Regions from separate parts of the Homo sapiens genome. Here region 2 is linked to region 1. A link is a loop called in an ENCODE intact Hi-C map of the cell type or tissue named here. Cell type or tissue: sigmoid colon. All regions are shown on one strand. Each heading gives the region's core, and the rest is flanking DNA. Links, peaks and the distances in the headings are about the cores only.

Region 1 (7,607 bases), core at 2,009-4,508:
AGATACCCAAGGAACCCTTGGCACAAGAAACATTAAAAAAAAAAAACTATATCAAGGAACATCTTTATCAAATTTCTCAAAACCAGTGATAAAAAGAAAAATCTTAAAAGCAGACAGAGAAATAAAACATGCTATGTGCCAAGGTACTTTAAAGTACTAAGCATTGTAAAATATTGAAAGAAAAATGTGGCAACCTATACTTTTATACCCTGTGAAGATATCTCTTCAAAACAAAGGCTAAATGAATACGTTTTTAGGCATACAAAAACTGAAAGAACTCATCACCAGCAGACCCATATATAAGAAATGTTAAGTCCTTCAAGTGGAAGGAAAATGATACCAAATGGAACTATGGATTTATACAAAGGAATGAAAAACACTGGAAATGGTAACTACATGTGTAAATATGAGTTTTTCTTATTTCTTAGTTTTCTTTAAAGAGAATTCATTGTTTAAAGATCAATAATAACAATACAGTGTGGAGTTCATGGCATATGTGAATGTACAATATGTGATGACGATGACAGAACAGAGACCAGGAAGGGAGAAATGGAAACATACTGGAAGTATAATGTAAAAACCAGTAACGTGATCTCTGGATGAGCTCCCAACTATTTGGAAACTAAAAATATTCTATAAATAACCCACAAGTCAAAGAAGCAATCAAATACTGGGATAAGAGTCTTGACATCTGGGCTCTTTTCCTAGTTCTTTGTGAAATTAAACACCAGTGAATACCATGTTAATATTTTTCGAGGTATTGGAGTGTATTCGTTTTCTATACCTGCATAACAAATTTCCACAAATTCAGTGGCTTAAAACCACACATATTTATTTTCTCACAGTTTCATGGTCAGGAGTCCAGGCATGACTTCGTTGGGTCTTCTGCTCAGGGCCTCATGAGCTGCAATCAAGATGTTGGCTGGGGTCTCATCTGGGACTTGAGATCCTTTTCCAAGCTCATGTGATTATGGGCAGAATTCATTTCCTTGCAGCTGTGGAACTCACAGCAACTTGCTTCTTCAAGGCCAGCAAGAGAGAGCTCTGCTTCTCCTGTCTCCAACCTCTAGAGCCTCCTTTAAAGGGCTCAGGCCGGGTGCAGTGGCTCACACCTGTAATCTTAGCACTTTGGGAGGCTGAGGCGGGCAGACTGCCTGAGCTCAGGAGTTTGAGACCAGCCTGGGCAAGATGTTGAAACTCTGTCTCTACTAAAATACAAAAAATTAGCTGGGCGTGGTGGTGCGTGCCTGTAGTCCCAGCTACTACAGGAGGCTGGGGAGGCTGAGGCAAGATAATTGTTTGAACCCGGAGAGTGGAGGCTGCAGTGAGCCGAGATCACACCACTGCACTCTAGCTTGGGCAACAGAGCTAGACTCTGTCTCAAAATAAATAAATAAATAAATAAATAAATAAATAAATAAATAAATAAATAAATAAAATAAAAATTAAGGGCTCACCTGATTTGGTCAGGCCCACCCAGGATAATATCTCCTTCAATGAACTCAAAAATCAACTGATGTGAAACCCTAATTATATCTGCAGAATGCCTTCCCCTTTACCATACAGTGTAACCTGTTCATGAGTGTGACATTCCATCATAATCACAGGCTCTACCCACATCCAAAGAAAAGGGATTATTCAGGGTCATATACCAGGGGCCTGGAATTTTAGGGTCCATTTGAGAATTCCACCTGCCACAGAGAGACAGAAAAAGAGGGCAGGGGAAGGATATCATTTGTCAGTTGTTACTCACAATGTCTTCTAAGTAACTAAATATTGTTCTCCAATGCAAACAATGAGCTTTGACTGGCTTTTTGTTATTTTCTTCCTTGAGATCAACCATAAGGTCTTGAATAACTATAAGAATAATTACGGTAATGATGACAGCTACTGCCTCTTGAATGGTTAATACGTGCCTGGCATAAGTTCTTTACAACAAACATATAAGGTAGGTATTATTATACCCATTTTATGGATATAAAGGGAAGATCCCGAGGCTCAGAAATCCTTGAATAACTTGCCTTACACAGCTAGTAACAAAGGGATCAAGAATCAGAGCCAGTTGCTGTCTGATTCTTAATTCAGTGCTAGAGAGAAAAAAATGGGAATGCAGGCAGCAAGGAACCCTGGGTTCCACGCCAAGTTCTGCTTTGTGAACGACCATTTAACTGAATTGCTTTCATTATGGATAAAAGCAACTACCTCTGGCTTTTTGGAAATGCTTCTCTCTGTTGGAAAGAACATATAGCAAAAACTGCTATATATATATATTTTCAACTTGGCCAAAGCATTTTCTATCGATTAGACACAAAATTCCCCATATCCACCTTCTCCTATTTCATCTTAAAGGCTAGAACCAGGCTGTACAATTTTGAGTGGCTGAATTGTGTCTTGTGGGTAAGTTTCTGATTTGAAGAGTGAGTATGCATTTGGAAACATGAAACCGAAGTGCACAGGTGACACTTCCTAAGAGTGCACAGTAATTATCATAGGTAACTTCACCTGGCTGATGACTGGCAGTGCTTCTGTGATTTCATACATTTGAAACTTTTTTGCTGCCTGAAAGCCTAAGGCCATGGAAATGCTGCCTATCAGGTTGAACTACAGGTGTTCTCAAAACTGGGGATCGCCAACTGTTGTTCTTGGAGACCACATGGCTTCATGACTCTAGCTGTTTGCCAGACTGAATGATGCCTAAGAAGAGACAGAAAAGTCTAGGGGAAGGGGAGTAAAGGGTTGGAGTGGGTCACCCTAAAGACAAAGGTGTGGGTGGGGTTGACATAGAGACTTTCATTAAAAAAAATGCTCTCATGCCCTTTTTGTCTCTAGTTTTTGGTTTTTTTCTTATTCTTCTTGAAATAGAGCCTCACTCTGTCACCCAGGTTGGAGTACAGTGGCATGATCTTGGCTCACTGCAATCTCCCCCTCCCGGTTCAAGCGATTCCCTTGCCTCAGGCTCCTAAGTAACCAGGATTACAGGTGTGCGCCCCGGCTAATTGTTGCATTTTGAGTAGAGACAGGGTTTCACCATGTTGGCCAGGTTGGTCTCGAACTCCTGACCTCAAGTGATTCACCCACCTTGGCCTTCCAAAGTGTTGGGATTACAGGCGTGAGCCACCGCGCCCGGATTGTCTCTAGGTTTGTTTGGAGAGAAGCAAGTACCACAATCCTCCGGGAACATCCCGGCTGCTGTTTGAAGAGCAATAGCTCCCAGTCGGTCAGGGCTAAGTAATTAGCATAGCCACCAGGGGGCAATAATACCACAGCGATGATGAAATAGTAATAAGCTTGACTTTATTGTGTCCAAATCACCTACAAGAATAATCTTAGGTGAATGGATTTTGTGCTACTAATAGACTACTATACAATTAAGTACTAATACACTAATTACATTTCCGATTTAAAGTAACAATAATAATCAGTGTACACAGCCTGTACAGTCAGGCAGTCTTCTGTGGGGAAAATTTATCTGCTTCTGCTGTCTGCTCCCTTATAAAGAAATCCTAGCCCCAAAAGGGAGTGTAGTGGGAATTATGGGGCAGGGGATGTAAACAGGAGCAGGGAAAGGGGAAGCTTCCGGATAAGGAAGATGAAGCCCAGGCAGGGGGCAGTGGCTCACTCCTGTAATCCCAGCACTTTAATTGGGAGGCTGAGGCGGGTGGATCACCTGAGGTCAGGAGTTCAAGACTACCCTGGCCAACATGGTGAAACTCCGTCTCTACAAAAACACAAAAATTAGCAGGGTGTGGTGGTGCGTGCCTGTAATCCCAGCTACTTGGGAGGCTGAGGCAGGAGAGTGGCTTGAACCCAGAAGGCAGAGGCTGCAGTGAACTGACATCTCGCCACTGCACTCCAGCCTGGGTGACAAAGCAAGACTCTGTCTCAGAAAAAAAAAAAAAGGAAGATGAAGTCATGAGGAGTGAATTCCCCAGCATCATCTTCCTGGAAACAGGAATGCAGCCCCAAGACTCTGAGTCTCAGCTGCTAGGAACTCTGCGAGATTATGAGTCTTCTCAGTGAAGAGAGGGGCATTGCCTTCTCCATGTGCCCTCGGTGTTTAACAGGGCTTATTGGGTTCCCAACATGAGTAGGCACTGTTCTAGGCCCAGGGTGTATGGGAGAAATAATAATAATAATGCAGACATGGTTCTTGCCCCCAGGAAGTCAGGATCTAGTGGGGATACAGAAAATAAGTTAATTTTCAGACAAACATCTAATCACAAATCATATTAGATGATATAAAGGAAAGTCAAGTTACTACGAGATCATATAACAGAGGGGAGGACACTTAACCTGAAGCTTGAGGGAAGAGAGACACAAACAAACAAAAAAACAAATGGGGAAAGAGTGTTGTAAGTTGACCTTAAGGTATACTGGATTATATATAAAGAGGCTGGTGTCATTTGATGTAAGGTATCCTCTAGCCCACATAAAGGATTTGGGATTTTTATCCTAACTGCAATAATAAGTTTTGAAGGGTTTTATATGGATGATTGACATGGATCCAATTATATTTTTGTGAGATCATTCTGGCTTTCATCTGGGAAAAAAATTGGAGGCAACAAGAGTTAAAGCAGGGGGAATGATTAGGAGTCATTGGGTGATAATGAATGCTTGGTAGTGAGCATAGAGAGAGGTGTACAGATTTCAGATGCCTTTTAGTGAGACTCAGTAAGACTCGCTATTGTGCTGGATGTTGAGGGAGATGTCAAGGAAGACCTCAGCAGATATTTGGTATATGTCAGGGTGGATGTGGGTGACATTTATGGAATTGGGAAAGGCAGATCAAGGGTTCAGTTTTAGGCATAATAATTTTGGATGCCAAGAGACATCCATAAGGGGTTACAAGGCTGGAGCTCAGGAGGAAGGTATAGGCTAGAGATTCAATGTTAAGGATCATCAGCACAAAGCCCTTAGAATGGACGAGATTGCCTGGAAAAACAGCATAGAAAGAGAAGAAGAGAGGGCCAGCTACTCGGGAGACTGAGGCAGGAGAACTGCTTGAACCTGGGAGGTCAAGAAGGGAACAGAGACATGCAAAGGTGAAGGAGCTGCCTGATGTGTAAAAGAAAAACTAGGAGAATGTGGTTTCATGGAAGCCAAGAACAGATCTTTCACAAAGGAGGAGTCGTCGTCTGTGTCAAAAGTTGCTGAGTGATTATCTAAGATAAGGCCTGGAAAGGAGAATTGAATAAAGCAATGTAGAAGCCATTGGTTACCTTCCCAAGAGCACTTTCAGTTATGTGGTGGAAGTGGGAGCCAGATGAGAGGGTTCGAAGAGGAAATAGGCACACAGTACTCAAAAATAAATCACAGGTGGATTCAGGACTTATTTACAAATAAATGGAAGAATGTTTTCATGATTTTAGAGTAAGAAACAACTTCTGAATACATAAGAAAAGGACAAATCATAAAGCTAAGACTGATGAATTTGCCTACTTTTATATTAAGAATTTTGGTTTCTATTCAGTAGCACAATAGGGTGACTATAGTTAACAATAATTTGGCTGGGTGTGGTGACTCATGTGTAATCTCAGCACTTTGGGAGGCCGAGGTGGGCAGATCACTTGAGGTCAGGAGTTCGAGACGAGCCTGGCCCACCTGGGGAAACCTCATCTCTACAAAAACTGCAAAAATTACCTGGGCATGGTGGCATGCACCTGTAGTCCCAGCTACTTGGGAGACTGAGGCAGGAGGATCACTTGAGCCCAGGAGGTGGTGGTTGCAGTGAGCTGAGATCATGCTACTGCACTCCAGCCTGGATGACAGAGTGAGACCCTGTCTCAAAATAATAATAATAATAATAACTTCTCTATATTTAAAAATAACTAAAAGAGTAAAATTGGAATATTCCTAACACAAAGAAATGAAAAATGTTTGAGGAGATAGATACCCCAATTACTTCGATTTGATCCTTACATGTCGTACGCCTGCATCAAAATATCACATGTACCCCATAAATATATACAACTATTATGTACCCATAGTAATTAAAACTTTAAAAATAAAATTTTAAAGAAAGAATTTCTTTTTTATAAAGAAAGTGAAACACACAAGTTGATAATATGTATATTGGTGATCCTGCTATTCTACATCTCAGGATGGAAAGAAAATCTTGCCTGTATTCCTTGGAGACATGTATAAGGACGTTCATAGTAAATTGCTTAGAATGGCAAAAATGTAGAAAGAGTTCAAGTGACCAATCTCGAGAATTGATATGTAAATTGTGGTATAATTATTGAACCAAATGTTACGCAACAACACAACATGTAATTAAAGTAAATGAACCACATGGCTGCCTCTTACACATATAACATTGAACAAAAAATTCAATGTGCAGAAGATTACATGCTGTGTGTTCAGTTCCATAGAGTCCAAGAATATTATTTTAAAATATGACCATAAATATCCAAAGAGAAAGCTAAAAAAATGGAAAGTATTTGCCCTTGGTCAGCAGACTTGGACTTAGAGAGTAAGTAAGGGGACTATATTTTCAATAAATACTTTGTAGTAATATTTGAATTTTAAAAAATATATACATGGATTTTTAAAATACAAATGTGTGTATATATATGTATATATATATGTGTGTATATATATGTATATATATATGTGTGTGTGTGTGTATATATATATTTTGATTGTTTGTTTGAGGCAGGGTCTCACTGTTGCCCAGACTGGAGTGCAGTGGTACCATCACAGCTCACTGCAGACTCAAACTCCTGGGCTCAAGTTATCCTGCCTCAGACTTCCTTGTAGCTGGGATTATTGGTATGTACCACCACACTCGGCTAATTGTTAATGTTTTTGTAGAGATGGGGTCTTACTCTGTTGCCCAGGCTGGTCTTGAACTCAGCCTCAAGTGATCCTCCTCCTCAGCCTCCCGAAGTGTTGGGATTACAGGCGTGAGCCACTGTGCTTGGCCAGAAATAATTTTAAAAGTGAAGGGAGGTGAGGAAATGGAGGCTACATGAGGGACAGCTCTGAACAACTTTTAAAAATTTTAGATGACAATAATGAATTTTAAACATTTTTATTTAGAAACCAAGAATACATATAAAAGGGATTCAACCACAAAGGTCAAATAGATTTTTACAGTAAATCAGAATATTTTCAACGGGGGATGTTCTGATGACAAGATGTGGTTCCAGGATCTCCCCCAAATTCCTGGGCAAGCAACCTGTTTGCTCCTTTTTGCAGAGAGGGATACCCATGTGACAAAGTTTGGGAACTAATGACTTAGGCTATGGTGGGTGTGAGACTCACAAAGAAACCAAGCAGAGAATAGGAACCACATTTTTGGACTCCAAAGCATGTGATTTTTCTACCTTCCCACATAACATCTAACTCTTAAAGATTGCTCATTTCTGTGTTAGAATGTTCTATTAAAGCTACACTGTAAATGGTGTATACAATAATCAGGTATTTATTTTATCTAACAGACAATGGTGAATATGGCTCCGGAATTCTGACTATAAATAGAATCTTATTAAAGCCCGTGGCAATCTCTGCTCACCATTTGGCTGGTGGACTACTCCACTATTTTAGTCCTTTCTTTTGGTAAAATGCAGAGCTGTATAAATTGGACTGAAAATTGTACTAATTCT
Region 2 (7,607 bases), core at 2,011-4,510, 280 kb after region 1:
GCTCAACCCATCAAGGGAGAGAGGAGGAACGGGAGCTGGAGGGCCAAATCCTGACGGCTCTCACCATGGGGGCTTGGGATGTGAAGAGGAAAAAGTCATAGAAAGATTTTAAATTTAGGGGATCCGTCTGCATTTTTAAAAAGATTCTTAAAGACAAGGGATACAAGGGCTGTGTTTGGCTTATTTTCCAGCCCTGCATGGTAGCTTACACATAAGTGGGGCTTTTCCTATTTGTTGTTCTGGATGTCAGTACTGTGAGAAAGGTATTTTAGAAATTGTGTTTAGTAGTAGAAACTAAAAGACAGCTTGTGGAATTAAGTTTGGGATGAGCAATGGTGACTTTCCCTCAGGAAATCTGTTTTCTCTGATTACCATATGTCAGGGTCTCATAAAATGAAAAAGATGCAATTGCTTAAAACAACATAACATCAGCATCAGGAAAACGTTATTTTTTATGTATACCATCAGCTATGAAATCAGAATTTAAATCACGGTTTACTACTTCCTAGCTGTGTGTCCTTGGGCAGGTTGATTAGCCCCTCTGTGCCTCAGTTTTTTTTCTCTGTAAAAGAAGAATATGATAATAGTAGTATCTATTTCATCTCTTTATTGTGAAGAATAAGTGAAAAGCATGTTGAAGACTGCCTGGCACAAAGTTAAGTGCCCAGTAGATGGCATCTATTATTTAATTGCATACAAATTTCACGGTGCATATAAAAAGTTTTCCCCCAATGTTAAAATAATTTACTCTTAAGTGTTCCTGTTCCTTGATTCTTAACAGTGGCTATTTATGTGCTCATAATAATTACATAATGGCAAAATGACTTTTACAGTTATGTTTAATGCATCAGCTTTCAGTTGGGCTTATTACATAAAGTAATAAGAACATGTCTCCCTAATATTAAGTTGTTTTCTGATACACTCTGGATAATTCACTTTAGGAAATGTTGAAAGCTAACAACACATAAACCCATGGTATGTAATTTTCCCTGATTTCCGGATCATGAGAGGTGTTATGAAATGTATGTGGGGTTTATATACAGGCATCGTCTTTTTTCTTCCTCCTCTTGCCCATCTCTCACAACTTGCAGAAAGCTGTGTATTTTAATATTTTAATTCCCCACTCTTTCTCATGTATTCATAAGTGAAAATATGCACATTAGCACGATTTTATTTTTCAAGCTCATAAAGGTTAAAAGGCATCCCTTAGCTCAGTAGGCAAGACATTCATTCTCTTTCTCTTTGCTGCAAAACAAGGCTCCTGGTCTGCTAGTTTCATAAATCATTCTCCAACTAGCCCATGACAGACAAAAATCAAAGAACAAGTTAGCACTCAGCTAGTTACAGATTAGAAATCAGGTGACAGCAGGCCCCATTGTTTCTTCTATAATGTATCCCCCCAACGGGTATGCTGCTGTGCCTGGGTGAACACTCCCATACTTGTTGACAGAATTATTTTTAGAAAGTAATGCTTTCCCATTTATAAAATCCAGAGAGAGGCAGCATGATGTGTAGGCGGTAGCTCTCAGCTGTGGCTGCAGATCAAAATTACCTGTGGAGCTTTTAAAAATCTGCAGATGCCATGACCTAACTCCAGACCAATGGTTTTCAGCCTGGGCTGCATATGTGAATTGCCTGGGGAGTTTTTGAAGACTAGGATGCCTGCCAGGCAGCCCCACCCCACACCGACTGCATCAGAATCTCTCTGGGGGTAGGGCCTAGAGAGAGTCATTGCTTAATCAGCGGTCCAGGTGATTTTAACTTATGGACAGGCCTGAGAGCTACTGCTCTAGATAGATGGAATGACTTAGCCATTTAGCAAGTACCTGCTGACTGCTACTATATAGAAGGCATTGCTGGGAACGTTGCCGTTAATATAATACATACTTCCTGCTCTCCTGGGCTTAGAAATGCAAATAAAAATGTTCAGGGGTGGGCCCTAGGAATCTGAAGCTGATTATTTTTAAAGCTGATCAGCCAAGCTTGAGGATCAGAGGGTAGGAGAAAAAGCTGAGAGTCAGACAGCCGTGTTTGAATCTTGGTTCCTCTCCTTACTGGCTGTTTGGTTTGGGGTAAGTTACGTAACTGTTCTAAGCCTCTGTTTCCTGATCTTTAAAATGGTGGAAAGCAAATCTTCCACACTAGGGCCATTATGAGTTTTAAATGAAAAAGAAATCCGTAGTAATCTTGGTGCAGTAGCTAGTTTCTACTAGGCATTCGATAAATGTTAGTTTTCTCCCTTCCTCCTCCCCTTCATTTCTCCGTTGTCCTTAAAGCAATAGGTTGGTGCTAAATATGTGGGATGTACAATTGAAGTATGAGACACTGCCCCTGCTTTCTAGGAGTTATGGTGCAATAAACAATTAGAGAGCAACCGCATGGTATGAAAGCTATACCTAGGTGTGTGGTATTGGCTACTTTTATTGCTGCAGGGGTTCTGGCTGGAGAGAAATAATCACTGAGAATCAGGAGACAGAGAATGTTTCCTAAAGAGGAAGGATTTAAAAGGAGTTTTGAAAGGTGGGTAGGTTTTGCCAGAAGAGGAAAGGGAGGGTATTACAGGATGAAGGAAATAGCACAGCAAAGGTAACTTCTTAATGATACCTGAAGGTAGGTCATGTTTAAAGACAATGTATATTTTGCAAGCACTCATTTGACATGTGTCTATGCATGTCACGGATCAAGAAAGTGGGGTTTCCTTTTTGATCAGTGTGAGAGTGAATGACACTGTGTGAGTTTTATGTGTTTCATGTACGAGGTATATATTTCTAATGATACATGCATTTGTTTTGTATGTATTTTCCCTGCTACATTAGTTAGGAAAATTTTGCATACATCCATGTATTTTTACTTGCCTTCTCCTCAGGGGGTAGCAGCATGCCTTCTTAGAAAAACCCCACGTGCTTCATAAATAACAATGAATTTTCTGAACACGTAGAACAAAGAGCTGAATAAAGATGACATCATCCTCCTTAGAGTGAATTTTCATTCAGGTTATCATTTAAGTCCTGCTAGAGGTTTGCCTGGAACAGTTAGTCCCTGACCGATTGTGAACAGCAAAGGGAGTGGATCTGCTTAAGCCTCTGTCGCTGTTTGAGAAAGGCGAGCGAGCATCTCAGTAGCCGCCTCCTGCCCCAGCGGCCCCAGCCTTATGTTCCCCACCCTCCAGTGCAAGGTCTGGGCCTCCTCCCAGGCTCTGATGACAGTTGCTCACAGCTTCTCCCTCCTCTGCTGAGATGACTTTGAATGACCTACTTTGAAAATGGTATGAACTCAGCGGAGTGCCCAGGCGTTGGGGTGCAAACGGGCCTGCCCAGAAGGGCTTCCTGCAGAGGAGAGCGGGCTCTCCGGGGTCCCTCCAGAGGCTGCGTGCACGGTTTTGTTTTGGTGGTGGTTGCTCTTTTTTTCTCCCCCAGGGCCTTGGCTGTTACAATTCATCTTTATGCTCTTGGAGTACAGGCTAGTGATTTGCTGGGCCGCTGTTAAGTCAGAGGACGACAGCCAATCAGAGCAGGATTCTGCCCTGTCTCCCTGCTGCAAACTGCTGAAGTAGTAATGAACCTGAACGCGAGGTTTCAGGCTGAGCTCTCAGCAGCAGCCCAAGAGCGCTCTTTCCAGGGCAAAGCGGGGAGGAGCAGGAATTCTCGGAGCTGAATGACAGATCAGCGGCCTCCTGAGGCCTGTACCTTGGCTGCCACGTGGAGTCTTGGCTAAGCCTACCTTCCACCCAGCTAATTTTTTTCTCTGAGTTATGTGGCTTTTAAAACCAACATGGATGTCTATAGGGTGTGGGGAAGGGAGACAAGAAGGCAGCCAGGCAGAAGTGTTGGGAATTACTTTACCGCAACCACTTTCAGTAAAGTCTCCAGATCATCCCCTTTTCCCCTACTTCAATGACTGCCCACTAAAAAAGGAAGCCAGCTTTGAAATGATTTGAACTTGTAAACTAGCTTAAAAATGACTTTTTTGCAAAGCAGTGATTCTGAGTTCAGAATAGATACATTTCCACTATTTATCATCTGATAAAACTCTCCCTAAAGTGAAAAGAACAGGAGCTGATTTATCAACTTTTCCTTCAGGATATTTACAACATGTTAATTTGTCTGTGTTGGATCAGCTTGGGCCATTATCAATATGAAGGAAGAGAAAATTTTACTTTAACTCCTGTACGTGAATCTAAAATGGAACATTCAGTATTTATCTGAAGTTCCATTTAAAACTATCTGCATAGAACATCTGACCTGCTATTCAGAGTGCTTCTCTTGTTTATTTGGATTTTTTGAGTCTGTAAAGATATTTTCCCATGATTTTCTATGAAACCCACCACTTTCAGTTTCACCCAGCATTCTAGTCTTCTTCAGACCTTGGTTTGTGGAGTACAATCCATTGAGGGCCATGAAAACTTCCCTGAAAGAGACCTAGCAAAATGTTACATATGGGATTATCACCTTGAAATGCTATGCATGATTCTTTGCACAAATTCACAGTTGGTAGCACATTGGTAAATGTTGGCAAAAATGTGCTATAAGGGTTTTAAAATAGGGAACGATGAGCACATATTTTACCCATTCTGAAGTGCGTGGAATCTCTTCCATGCAATATAGGCTCAGTGTTGCTGGCTCCTGACTTTCCCTAACTTGTTGGGTGGACAAGTTGTATGGGGGAAATGAGAAGGAAGACAGGAAAGATGGTAGAATTAGAACACGTGTTCAACACTCAACAGTTGCTGGCTGTATGCACAATATGAGCCAGTCTGGGTCCTTACATCATCTTTGGCAAACCATCGTCCCTTTCTTCATCCAGCTCCTTGTGGCTTTCTGGCTGACAGATGTAAAAATAGAGGCTACAATAGAGCCAGCAATTTTGTATCAGCAGGATCACTCACACATGCCTCACACTGGCAGCAGGTTTTAATTTTAAAATCAGAATGAAGGTTTCTGTGCTCAAGACTTTAGGGCCACTAGGCCAAAAAAAATAAAAAAGAGAGAGAGAGAGAGAGAGGCCCAAACTCCTTTGGTGGGACGATAGGTGAAGGGAGGACCTAGCCCTGAGCTGAGAAAGGATGTAGGAATAAAGCCAGGTACTGAGAAACCAAGTAGCTTATTACAGACAGAAGAATCCACTGTAAAAGACAGTTAGGAGACTGTGTGTCTCTTAGTCTCCTAACCTGGAAAGCTGTCAGAATGACTGGGACAGGGTTTTGCAGGCAGCTTTCAAGATGGGATGGAGAAAGCTACTGTGGTTGGGTGAAAGCATCCATATTTTTCCCCAAAAGGGTTCAAAATGGCTTCTGTTTTCATTTGCAGGCCAAGTAAAATGTTGCAGGCTTCATGAAGTCATTTTTCATTGTTAACTAATATTCATTAACTTATTAAACATGTGGATGCATATGATACTGTCACAAGAAGAGCTAGGCAGCCCTCAGGGAATATATAAAAGCAAACAGAGGGGAAGCCTCTTCATGCAGCTCATGGTGATGCCAGATCTTCCTCCTTTCCCCAATGAAGGCTTCCAAATGCATCTATTTAGAACAGCTATTTTAGCTTTTACTGGATTAGCCACAAGAATAGTGAATACAAAGAGGAGAGGAAGAAGGGGAAGGAAGGGAGGACCTTTGGACCCCCAGACAAGTCATGGGACACCGGAGGGTGTCACACTGGACACCCATTCTCTCCCTGCTAAAGGGACCACCCACCTGCTGCTGGAAATTGCTCAGCTTCTGTTTTTCTTCTGTCCTGAAGTTTTTCAAAATTTTGAGAAAAGACGACAAGGCTGGAGGTTTGCACATAGCCTGCTGGAGCCCCTTCTGGTGGCCTGGTAGTGTGGCCTGCTCTGTGACTACACCTCTCCACTCCTCTCCTCCCTCCCAGTCCTACACATAACCTATTTAAAGAACCACATTAAGTGGTAGTAAAAGGAATATGATAAGACAGAAATGGAAGAAAAAATGTGTCATCAGACACCGTAGTGATTGTGCAAGAGCAGGACTCAGAAAGGAACATCACACCAACTTTAGGGGAAGGTTTCAATTCAGATAAAACTCTGTGGTCAGGGAGAAAATGACTCTAGTTTAATTTCTGGGATATAGATTTCATGAAGACTTCCAAAGAAATAGGACAACACCTGAAGCATGTTCGAGGAAAAGATTGTGATTCGATTTTCGTCTTCTCTGCGAGGAAGCTCATTATGGGCAGATGATACAGTGTTGTCCAATTTTCACTGAGGTGTACAAAAATAATATCTCACATCTAACTCCCAGGAATATGCATAAGGTAAGGTCGGAAGCTATATCCAATGCATACAAATAGGAAAAACATGTCAACTTTGTGAGGTCTCCTTCTCAAAGAGAAGTAGGTAATGGAGTACAAATATCAATTAATGCTCAGTAGAGTCTGCACATTTGCTGGTAACGCAGCTATGTTTTAGCAAATAATTGTCTCTCTTTTGTTTCTTGATTGTTAGCAGGGGGAACTGGGGAGATAAACGTGTTGCAAAGGTCTGTGCTGCATCATTGTGGGAAGGATGTTCAGTTCATCTAAGAGAAAGTAAAAAATTAGCCAAACCCTGCTCACCAGATATCAGAGCTGCAGGAACATGATTTCCTTCTTTAGATTCTGTGCTGAGTTCTGCTGGCACCCTGCATTAATATGAAATTAACAACACACTACTCACACGGAACTTTACATCTAAAAAAAGCTCACATTATGCTTTAAGCCTTTTATTATAAAATAGTGGAAGTCATGAGGTTAAATTTGTTCATACAGTTTTCTCTGGATCAGCTGTACAATTAATTTTATATAGGGGATGAAAGTATATTCCATGTGGATCTTTGTCAGTTGAGAAAGCAGTAAAATAACTAGTGGTGAAGCCTGCCTTCCCCATCCCACCCCAAGCACATATATATGATTTCCTACTTGCAAGCACTCCAGATATTATTTTTTTGCAAATATGAAATACCCCTGGTGTTCACATTCATTGTCATTGTTAATATTTGCTATGTGTCAACAGTGTGACTCATCCCAACTAAAAGCCTCTAGGAGAATAGAGGACGATGGCTGAGAAAGAAATTCCATTCAATAAATTACCATTGAGCATTTACTATCATTGGCACTGTAAGGCCAGAGTCCCTAAAGAGTGCACGATCTAGTATACTGTGTAAGGCAGATGTACAGATAACTATAAATCAGGGCAGAATAGGGTAAATGTCTTACAAGAAATTATTAAAATGTGGTGCCGTGGGTGGATCACCATTTGGAAAGGCTCAGCAAAGGTTTTGTAGAGAAGATGATAAAGGGGAAAAGGATATGTAAACCAGATGTGGGCTGGGCTCTCCCTGCCGTTAAGACCTAGGTAACACTGGCCTGAATCCCCACTCCAGGTCCTCTGGAAAATCCAGCGCCTTCCTCACCAGGCTCTGTCCCTGCTTCTTTCCCCATTCATTTATTCCCTTTACTGAAACCCTGCCTCTTTTCTTAGTTTCCACCAAAAATCACTTGCACAAAGGCTTTCTGAGATGCAGTGATTACTGCAGGTGCTGGGGATATAAACGTACAGCCTAGTAATGTGCACATCTAAAAATGGCACATTAGGCATAGCTGCTTTGAAAA

The links. A loop is a pair of places that touch in the nucleus more often than their neighbours do. Peaks named below come from ENCODE experiments on the same cell type or tissue, not always from the same donor. Only the 100,000 strongest peaks of a DNase experiment are listed, where the experiment ranks them.
Region 2: a loop joins it to region 1, with 3 times the contacts of the local background. A loop is called at or near these places in 4 of 110 quality-filtered maps.

Annotation. Positions count from the first base shown.
Region 1 is chr6:17,082,207-17,089,813 of GRCh38, reverse strand. No RefSeq gene overlaps it. Among named protein-coding and RNA genes, the nearest start is that of STMND1, 16 kb to the left of the region's middle. In sigmoid colon, for the core only: CTCF peaks have their summits at 3,058 and 3,258 (motif pointing right); a DNase peak (open chromatin) is centred at 3,233.
Region 2 is chr6:16,799,453-16,807,059 of GRCh38, reverse strand. No RefSeq gene overlaps it. Among named protein-coding and RNA genes, the nearest start is that of ATXN1, 42 kb to the right of the region's middle. RefSeq lists a silencer at 3,428-3,722 and an enhancer at 3,468-3,762. In sigmoid colon, for the core only: no CTCF peak of the experiment used is centred there; DNase peaks (open chromatin) are centred at 3,189 and 3,539; H3K4me3 peaks cover 789 bases.